2 separate regions of the Mus musculus genome follow, and region 2 is linked to region 1. A link is a loop called in an ENCODE intact Hi-C map of the cell type or tissue named here. Cell type or tissue: gastrocnemius. All regions are shown on one strand. Links, peaks and the distances in the headings refer to the core of each region. The heading gives the core; the rest is flanking DNA. Region 1 overlaps Dusp26 (dual specificity phosphatase 26 (putative)). Region 2 overlaps Fut10 (fucosyltransferase 10).

Region 1 (5,376 bases), core at 143-5,142:
TAGGACCTAACACTAAGGAAAAAAAAAATCCTTTCAACTATCTTTTTCAGGCTAGTATATTAAAAAGTGATGAAGGGCATATTTTAGGGCCATCTACCCATGGCAAGCTGCTCCTAGATGCTAAACTTACAAGTGTCAGTTTTTAAAAAAATATGTTTCCATGCTTTCCTGTCATTTTTAACCTTAAACGTGGTTCTTAAATTCTTAGTTGTCCAGGAAACACTGTTAGCCCTCTGTATTGCTTGACTTCCACATCACTAGTTTCAACCAACAGCAGACTGAAAATATATGGGGGCAGACATACATACAGAATGTCTAAACTTCTTTATTTCTTTTTGTTTGTTTGGTTGGTTGGTTTTGGTTTCTGGTTTTTTAGAGACAGAGTTTCTCTGTGTAGCCCTGGCTGTCCTGGAACTCACTTTGTAGACCAGGTTGGCCTCGAACTCAGAAATCCACCTGCCTCTGCCTCCCAAGTGCTGGGATTAAAGGCGTGAGCCACCACACCCGGCTATCTTTTCATTATTCTGCAGATAGTATAGCGTGACATCTATTTATAGAGAATTTGCATTTTATTAGTGGACACAAGTAATCTAGAGATGACCAAAAGTATATCACGGGGCTGTGTAGGTTTTTATACAAAGGCTGTATCATTTTCTATGTGGGAATTGAGAATCTGCATGTGTGTTAGTAATGTGTAGGTTGTCCTGGGATCAGTCCACTCGGAATATGAAGAAACAATTGTATATGTAGATAAACATATATTCAGTAGTTGAGGGAAACAACAAGATAGACAAGTGGACAAATAGGGTATAATGTCACGTGCCCATCAGTCCCAGCTACTCCAGAGACCTCCACAGCAGCCCTGTTGGAACCCAAGCTTGAACTGAGCCTGAACAATGAATCAAGACTCAGTCTCAGATACCAAAAAGAAACTGAAACCATGAAAGAAGAGTTAAGAAGGGTCTGAGGGGATGGCTCGGTCTGTAAAGCACTTATCAGGCAAGGGTGCTGCTGTCTCCTAGCACTGGAGAGGCAAAGATAGGAGGCTTCAGAATGCCCTTTCTATTCTTTTTTTTCCCAGGCCTCTCCCCTCTGCCAGGGACCCTCGTTACTTGTCTTGAAGTGCTGGGAATCCAGCTCAGGGACTTGCTCATCCTAAATGCATACATACATGCTCAGCTATTAAGCATACATGCGTGTGTATGTGTTTGTGTGCGTGTGCACATAGGAATGCGCATGTGTGTGTAGAGCGTGCACATATATGTCCCATGCTGTATCTGCAGAAGCCATGGGGACAATTTTGTGGTGTCAGGTCTCTTTACATGGTTTCTAGGGATAAAACTCAGGTTGTTAGGCTTGCGTGGAAAATGCCTTTACCCAGGGACCCATCTCACCAGCCCAGGATCTACATTCTCGGCACCACTCTTCCTCACCCAGTCCTGTCTCCATATGCCACGGGCTTACAGCCTAGTGGACCATGCTGAGCTCTCCCTAGCCTCTCGCAGCCCCCCCCTTCGCCCCCCAGCAGTCTCTCAGATGTTTCTGCCTTCCTCTTCCCAGGGAAGATCCTGGTGCACTGTGCGGTGGGAGTGAGCAGATCCGCTACCCTGGTGCTGGCCTACCTCATGCTGTATCACCACTTCACCCTTGTGGAGGCCATCAAGAAAGTCAAGGACCACCGAGGCATCACCCCCAACCGGGGCTTCTTGAGGCAGCTCCTAGCCCTGGACCGTAGGCTGCGGCAGGGTCTAGAGGCATGAACTGAAAGGAACCAGGCCAGGTCTCTGGGTGGTTTCCTGGCTCCCAGCTGGGAAGAGAAAACCCAAGTGACAGGTAGTAGAAAGACCAGACAACCCATCCTCCCTCAGCAGCAGGAGAGTGAAGAGCCCCAAGACCACTGTGGCTCTTTGGGGATGGGGATGGAGAGCCAGGTTGGGCAGTGTGATGGGTAGGGGCTGCTGACCTGGGAAGGAAGCAGCTGAGCTGTAAGAGGATGGTTGTGTGGTTAGGCCAGTCCTGGGTTAGAGCAGGGTGTGCCCAAATGACTCAGAATCTCTTCCCCTCATTGTGTTCAAGTGCCCCCCCCCAAACAAAGGACCACTGCCCTGAAGTACGTGAGCAGTGGGGATGTCAGGGTTGCAGACACATAGATGTGAAGGAAGGTGGTACAGGTTGCAGAAAGCAACATTAGAGTCGGTCGGTCAGTGATGGAGTGGTGTGAAAGCCACCAATGCAGAGGGAGCAGGTTGTAGGTTATAGCTGTGCAACTCCAGGAAGAGGGAGGTGTGTGAGGACTGACATGACACCCTACGGGAGCTGCTCAGGGTCAAATAACTTGGAGTCTTTTAGGTGGTCATAGTCTCACTGAAAACCATGCGTCTGGAGTTAAAAAAAAATAAAGAGGTGAAAAAGAAGAAAGTGTCTTGGCGTTATTAACAGTTTGACCCCTTCCTTCTGGGAACCCCTGGCTCACTTTCTAGCCACCAAACCCTTCACCAATTCTTATACAACACTATGAAAGCTTGAGCTGTTATTTCCAACTTATCCACAAGGGGGCAGCAGAGGACCAAAATCTGGATGTCTGCAGCTATTTGGCAGTACTGTCCAGAGGTGAGCCACCCAGGGACCTTTCATCTTCCAAGGATAGGTCTCTCTGGCTCCTAGGGGTGATGAGACAACAGAATACTAATCCTAAATCAAGATTAGCCTAAGTGTTCTACTGTAGGCGCCAAAGTTTAAGGGACAGATCCTTCTAGGTTTTGCTCAGAGGAGTGTAGACAAGCAGGAAGAACATGCTATCTCAACTACCAGGAAGTCATCGCAACTCTAGAGAAAAAGTAAACCATGTTCTCTTTTATTCTGATAGTATATGTCAGAATGGAAAAAGGGGATAGAGAAAGCGCAAGGAAAACATACAGGGGGGAAATGAGCCAGCAAGATAGGTGTATGCTGTAACGCTCTCTCTCTCTCTCTCTCTCCCTCTCTTTCTTTCTCTCCCTCTCTCTCTCCCTCTCTTTCTCTCTCCCTCTCTCTCTCTCTCTCTCTCTCTCCCTTCTCTCTCTCTCTCCCTCCCTCACACACACACACACACACACACACACACACATACACACACATTTTCTCTCTCTCTTACACACACACACACAGACTCTCACAAAAGTATGCACTAAAAGTTTTCAAGACACTTATATACGAAGTGTATAAAAGTGTATAACTACTCCAGAGCGTAGAAGCTAGAAGTGACTCTCACAAAGTGTGGCTTCTAGAGAATATATGGATAAAGAACGAGTTTCAGGATTATCTTCCAGGGTGGATTCTAGATTGTTATTCGTTAATGTCCTAGCTCTATTTCTGTGTTTTACTTCATCTAAAGCTGGGAGGCTCCTTCACAGATTGCAGCTCGACTGTCCAAGAGGCACAGACATCTGTCTCACCTCTGTGCAGCACCAAGCCCTTGCTTGAACATTTCAGCCAACGGGATTCACCACCTCTTAGTCTCGTTTCCAGACAGTGGTTCTGGCTTCTTCCATGGGACGATCGTGGTCATTTCATAGGTAAGACTCAGCTTCGCATCTAAATGGCCACGGGCTCTAGCTCCACCTTTTACAAAACTTTCCCCATCTCTTGAGACAGAGAGGGAGTTCTCTGGTTTGAACCTAGTTCGAGTGGTTCTCTTCTGACCCGGTCCTTTCAGACCAAGAGCTATTTGTTCCCAACCATCTGCATTTGTCGTATTTCCGCTTACCCTACAGGCTGGCCAATACTGCATTCCTCCATATTTATGGGAAGCAGAATTCACACCTCAGAATATGCAGATCCTGACTCTCCAGGGAGACCTGTGAGATGAGGGGATAGCAGGCTCATTCGCTAAGGATTCAAAGTGTGGTATCCTCTGAGGACCCATTTATCAAAAGGACAGAGAGAAGCCTTCATCAGAAATGCGGATTCTAATCAAAATAGGTTGGTTTCCTACTAGAGCCATGAGCCAAAGCCTGGCATGGTAGCACACATGTGTATAATCCCAGTACAGGGCGTTGAGACATTGAGGCAGGGCATCATTACATAGAACATTTCACAATCAATTTTTTTCCAAAGGTTGATTTGTTTGTTTGTTTGTTTGTTTGTTTAATGTAGCTGAGTACACTGTAGCTGTCTTCAGACACACCAGAAGAGGGCATCGAATCCCATTACAGATGGTTGTGAGCCACCTTGTGGCTGCTGGGAATTGAACTCAGGACCTCTGGAAGAGCAGTCAGTGCTCTTAACAGCTGAGCCATCTCTCCAGCCCCACAATCAATATTTAGAAAGTGTCAAATGAATTAAACATAATTAAAAATAACGGATGGGAATATGACTTAGTGGTAGAACACTTGCGTACATTTTTTTTTTTGCAAGAGAGCCTGTATTCAAGCCTTAGCACAACAGATGATGGTGATGGTGATGGTGATGGTGATGGTGATGGTGATGATGATGACGACGACGACGACTATAAATAATTCACGCTCACAGAAGGATCCACTGTAACTATGATTACAGCAGTATAGCATGCAATAGAATGGTCATCTTTCTTTAAAATCTACAATGCGGGCTGGAGAGATGGCTCAGTGGTTAAGAGCAATGAATGCTCTTCCGAAGGTCCTGAGTTCAAGTCCCAGCAACCATATGGTGGCTTATAACCATCTGTAATGAGATCTGACGCCCTCTTCTGGTGTGTCTGAAGACAGCTATAGTGTACTTACATATAATAATAAATAAATCTTTTTTGGGAAGGAGTGAGCGGGGCCAGAGTGAACAGAGGTCCTGAGTTCAATTCCCAGCAACCACATGATGGCTCACAACCATCTGTACAGCTACAGTGTACTCATATACATACATACATACATACATACATACATACATACATACATACATGCATACATACAAAAATCTTTTTTTTTAATCTAAAATGTGTATTACTAATAACATGTTCCAGTGGCCACCTGCATATTTGTTCAGTCTGACTGTGGCCTGAAAGGTTTTGTGTTTGTTTTCATGATGAGTAGCTTGAGAATTTGACTCTCACTTCTAAAGAACGCATTTTGAGATTATCTTCCAGAATGGATTAGATGCTGTTATTCGTTAAATTCCTAGCTTGATTTCTGATGCTTTGATGAGACATCTTGCCAGAAGTCGACTTAGGGACAAGGGGGCTTTATTGACTTGCCTTTTCAGGTCACTGCCCACTGTTTCCTGGGCAAGGCAGAAACTTAAAACATCAATGTCCACTGTCAAAAGCAGAGAGAGAATAAATCTAAGGATTGTTGCTTGTTTGCTCTAATTCTCAGCCCAAGCTTTCTCTAATCTTTCACAGTCCGGGGCTCAACATAGGGAATGGTG
Region 2 (5,376 bases), core at 187-5,186, 120 kb after region 1:
CAGGCTAGTCCATGAGGATGGGAGCCGCTGTGTTCTGGCCAGCAGCTTCTTTTCCTCTGGGAGCTCACAGTACATAGAGAGTGGCAATTCTGTCCCTCCACGAGATTTGAGACTCACAGGCTGGACCTTGAGACACGAGGAAGAAGGAGAAGGGTAGGAAGTAACATTTCCAAAGTGCCCTGTGTCACAGACACAACAAAGTCTGTCTGGTAAGATTACACTTTAACGCATTTGAAAGGTGGATGTATTCTGCTCTGCGGGTTACAGTCGTAAGTGTCGGCCATTCATCAGGCGGCTAATCTGAATTTTAACCTTAGCCTCGTGGTTTACAAATCTGTCTTTCTGATATGTACTCAGAAGACACGGAGACTCCCCCCACATTTTTTAAAGCTTCTTCTTGTGTAAGGAGAGCATGGTCTCTTTTTACTCCTGTGTTACACGAGGACTAACATTTTTATGAGGGAGGTGGAGAGTTCAGCTTGGCTCACTTGAGGGCTCTGGGTTCCACCCCCAGCACCACACACAGAAAAGCTGCGCTGGAAACGGTTACCCTAATTATGTGTGTGTTGGTTTCTGGGAAGTATTTAGGTTGATATCCACACTCTGTGTGGCTGGCCTGTAAAGGGAACTCTGTCAGGACCTTCCTCTTGATTTTATATGGAAACAAGCAAACATTTTGGGAGGGTTTCTTGGTCAGAGTGGCTCCCCGTGTAGAGAAAGGAGTTATCAGCTCACAGCTCAGGAACCAGCTTTAGAATTATTCCGAGTTTCTGTGAGGTCCTCTGGAGAGAGTCCCCTCAGGAGAGCTTGCTCTTACGCCCACCCTCCATACCCCCAGTACCTCTATTGCCTTCACTGTCTCCATGGTCTCCACTGCAGGCACTGTGCCTGCTACACCCACTGCGCACACTGCACCCACTGCTTCCTGTGTGCCCACTGCCTCCACTGCATGCACTGTGCCCACTGCTCTCACTGCATCTACTGAGCCCACTGCACCTGCTATGCCCACTGTTCCCACTGCCCCCACTGTGCCCACTGCACCCATTGCCTCTACTGCACCCACTGCCTCCGCTGCACGCACTGTGCCCACTGACCCCACTATACCCACTCTATCCCCTTGCACCCTCTGCACTCACTGCTCCCACTACTTCATCCACTGCATTAACGGTGCCCTCTGCCTCCACTGCTCCTACTGTCCCCGCTGCCCCACTGAACCCACTGCACCTACTGCACTCACTGTAGCCCTACACTCCCTGCAGCCACTGCACACACTGCCTCCATTGAGCCCACTGACCCTACTACACCCACTGTACCCCTTTGTACCCTCTGCGCTCACTGCACACTGCACCCACTGTGCCCACTGGGCCCATTGTTCTCACTGTCTGTCTCTCCTGCCCCTCAGTACCCAATGCCCTCACTGTGTCCCCTGCACTCACTGCACATATTACACTGTAGGCTTTGGCTTGCTATGCCTGAGCACCCTAGCCCAGGTCCCTGACTTCACTGTCCACAGAGCCCGTGTGGCTAGGAGGTCTGTGGCCTGGGATGGAAGAGCATCATCTCAAAAGATAGAAAGCCAGCAGAGTTGAGGGCAGTGCCCAGCACTGTCTCTGTTACCTTAGCAGCTGAGAACTGAGCACGGGCAAGTGCTTTTGGCAAGGGAGAGATATGTGACTCTATCAAGTACTAAATCATGCTGAAGAATTTCACAGACGCTAGTGGTAAATCTGTCGTTAACACCGTCTTTGTCCTTCTTTGCACTAGTGTGGCCTGTTACTATCCATTTTCACCCGCAGGAATGACTTGTCTGTGACCCCTTCCCATTATCACCTGCGGGATAGTATCTGTGTTGCCTTGTTTTTATTAGGTAGATTTGATCAAGCAGTTACTAACGGTGACAGCAAGCTGCTCTTCAGATGCCTGCAGATGTCAGTATAGCCGTGGAAGTGGCTGCTGCCACCGGCACCTTCCGTTCTCTGTGCACATGCCCTGAGTCATGTTAAGTTTCTCTCCTACTCTGCTTTTAGTTTGGAAAACACCTGTCGATTCACAAGGAGCTGAGAACGGCAAAAGGGCTCTGCTCTCCAACCGAAGGAGTATTTGCTGGGGACTTAGAACACATTTCTCTCCCAGTTAGCTAATTTTCAGGATGCTTTAGTGAAACCTTTTGGAAGAGACCACAGTGAAGATATACTGTCAAAGAAATTATTCTAGTCAAATTCTGGGACCTAGAATTAGGAAACGGAGCACATGGAGATGATGGAGGATCTGGTAAGTGAGCTTCATACACAAATTTCAGGGTGTTTTCCCAGGAGGTGACACTAGAGGGCAGTATGCACGGGTTAACGCTGGTCAGGGAGCAAGGATTTCTATTCTTCCAGTTATGTTTGAAAGTGTTCTTGCATCACTCTTTAAAGCTTCATTTTATCACACAAAGGAATAAAAAGTGTTAGTGTCTATGCTACCAGAAGTATTTTAGGATGAGAATTTTGATAATTCTATCTAGTTAATATTTAGATCTAATGTTCAAAGTCAAACTTTATCTTTTTTTAAACCTTTACATAAACAATTTATTTACTCTAAAGGGCAACACAGACAGAATGCCATATAAACACAAAGGAAGTCGTGCAGGGTGGAGATGCTGGCCAACTTTAGATCTGAGGCTCATAAGCAACAGCCCAGGTTTCTGAAAAGGGCGAGGGTAGGGAAGGAGAGGCAGTGTGGTTCTGTCACACAGCCAGATAGAAGCCAGAGCTCTGAACAGTGGGAAGCATGCCTGCGTCCCAGCACAACTGGAAGAAACTAGCTGCTAGGGGCTTACCAAGCACAAAAGTTTATCCCTTTACAGCACTTGAAATACTGACATCACTATTAAAATAAAAACAAGTTTTACTTAATAATCAAAACCACAAAAGACTGGATATGCCAATGGCGGAAATGCAAAATTGCGCCCGCTTAACCCTCCCAGATGACTAGTAACTGTACGGATGGACTTAGCTGCAAAAGGTTGTAAACCAGTTCTTGGTAAGCCAATCTCTTCCTCGTCATGGAGCCCAGGGCCCCGGCTTATGAGGGGGCAAACGTCTTTGCTTGTGCTCGGACCCTTTACTTATATTCCACCCTGCTTTGGCAGTAAATTGTGTAGGTCTCTGCTTGAGCTGGGTCTTGAATATTTGGTTCATTTAGAAGTTCTTGTATTCTTAAGATCTGTCTGATGGTGATAGCTGGCTCCCAGTCCTTGTCTTCCTCCAGGACAGACAGGCATACTGTGCCAGAAGGATGCACGTTCGGATGAAAACAGTGGTGGTTCAAATTTACATTTTTGGTGGTGAGGACGGATAGTCATCTTTGAAAAGCCTACTTAGTTTGAACAAGCCTCCTTCCCACGGAGTCCCCTTCTTTCCAGGGATAGCACACTCCCAGTTCATCAGGTTCATCGTACCATCAGAGTTCCTTGTCGAGACAGCCACAAAGCCAAAAGTGTGGAAACTCCAAGGTTTCCTTTCCTGCACAAGTCGGCTGAGGGCCATCCCGGACATATTCAAAGTACCAACAAAGGGACAGGAACTTAGAACCGTCCGCGCGCCCCCTGGTGGTCATCCTGGCGCCTGCTCCATCTTTCTTTTTTATTTTTCTCTTCTCTCTTCTCTTTTTGGAGGCACTCAGAGCTATGAGTTTCCCTCTTAGGAATGCTTTCATTGTGTCCCATAAGTTTGGGTATGTTGTGGCTTCATTTTCATTAAACTCCAAAAAGTCCTTAATTTCTTTCTTTATTCCTTCCTTGACCAAGGTATCATTGAGAAGAGTGTTGTTCAGTTTCCACGTGAATGTTGGCTTTCTATTATTTATTTTGTTATTGAAGATCAGCCTTAGTCCATGGTGATCTGATAGGATGCATGGGACAATTTCAATATTTTTGTATATGTTGAGGCTTGTTTTGTGACCAATTATGTGGTCAATTTTAGAGAAGGTACCATGAGGTGCTGAGAAGAAGGTATATCCTTTTGTTTTAGGATAAAATGTTCTGTAGATATCTGTCAGATCCATTTGTTTCATCACTTCTGTTAGTTTCACTGTGTCCCTGTTTAGTTTCTGTTTCCATGATCTGTCCATTGGTGAAAGTGGTGTGTTGAAGTCTCCCACTATTATTGTGTGAGGTGCAATGTGTGCTTTGAGCTTTACTAAAGTTTCTTTAATGAATGTGGCTGCCCTTGTATTTGGAGCATAGATATTCAGAATTGAGAGTTCCTCTTGGAGGATTTTACCTTTGATGAGTATGAAGTGCCCCTCCTTGTCTTTTTTGATGACTTTGGGTTGGAAGTCAATCTTATCAGATATTAGGATGGCTACTCCAGCTTGTTTCTTCATACCATTTGCTTGGAAAATTGTTTTCCAGCCTTTCATTCTGAGGTAGTAGTGTCTATCTTTTTCTCTGAGATGAGTTTCCTGTAAGCAGCAAAATGTTGGGTCTTGTTTGTGTAGCCAGTTTGTTAGTCTATGTCTTTTTATTGGGGAGTTGAGACCATTGATATTAAGAGATATTAAGGAAAAGTAATTGTTGCTTCCTGTTATTTTTGTTGTTAAAGTTGGCATTCTGTTCTTGTGGCAGTCTTCTTTTAGTTTTGTTGAGGGATTCTCTTCTCTTCTCTTCTCTTCTCTTCTCTTCTCTTCTCTTCTCTTCTCTTCTCTTCTCTTCCTTCTCCTTCTCCTCCTCCTCCTCCTCCTCCTCCTCCTCCTCCTCCTCCTCCTCCTCCTCCTCCTCCTCCTCTTCTTCTTCTTCTTCTTCTTCTTCTTCTTCCTCCTCTTCCTCCTCCTCTTCTTCTTCTTCCTCTTCTTCTTCCTCCTCTTCTTCTTCTTCTTCCTCTTCTTCTTCCTCTTCTTCTTCTTCTTTCTTCCTCTTCCCCTCCCTTCCTCTCCTCTTCCTTCCTTCCTTCCTTCCTTCCTTCCTTCCTTCCTTCCTTCCTTCCTCTCTCTCTCTCTCTCTCTCTCTCTCTCTGTCTCTCTCTCTCTCTGTCTCTCTCTGTCTCTCTCTCTCTCTCTCTCTCTCTCTCTCTCTCTCTCTCTCTCTTGGGAAATTGGACTATGGATCCAGTGCGGGGACTACAGTGTTCATCTGTCAGTGTCTGATTCATATACTCACCACTCTCTCCTTATTTCATTCAAACTTTATCTTTGTTTAAAAATAAAACAAACAAATAAACACAACAAAACAAAAAACTGTTCCTAGTGTGGTGGCCCTTGCCCATAATCCCAGAACTCAGGAGGCTGAAGCATCAGGATTGTGATGCAATTCAAGGCAATGTAGGAAGGAAGGCTCTGTCTCTGGAACAATAAAAATAAAAATGGTAGTTCTTTCCTTTTATAATTACTGATCCC

Evidence for each region. A loop is a pair of places that touch in the nucleus more often than their neighbours do. Peaks named below come from ENCODE experiments on the same cell type or tissue, not always from the same donor. Only the 100,000 strongest peaks of a DNase experiment are listed, where the experiment ranks them.
Region 2: it touches region 1 in a loop (9-fold over the local background); 22 of 42 quality-filtered maps call a loop at or near these places.

What each region holds. Positions count from the first base shown.
Region 1 is chr8:31,094,629-31,100,004 of GRCm38, forward strand. It overlaps Dusp26 (dual specificity phosphatase 26 (putative)), which reads left to right. Exons shown (of 5, transcript NM_025869.4): 5 at 1,561-2,418. The coding sequence ends at 1,760. Among named protein-coding and RNA genes, the nearest start is that of Dusp26, 7.8 kb to the left of the region's middle. In gastrocnemius, for the core only: no CTCF peak of the experiment used is centred there; a DNase peak (open chromatin) is centred at 2,552.
Region 2 is chr8:31,211,814-31,217,189 of GRCm38, forward strand. All of the region lies in intron 3 of Fut10 (fucosyltransferase 10), which reads left to right. It also overlaps the pseudogene Gm8051. Among named protein-coding and RNA genes, the nearest start is that of Fut10, 27 kb to the left of the region's middle. In gastrocnemius, for the core only: CTCF peaks have their summits at 2,327 (motif pointing right) and 3,591 (motif pointing left); DNase peaks (open chromatin) are centred at 2,318 and 3,577; H3K27ac peaks cover 38 bases.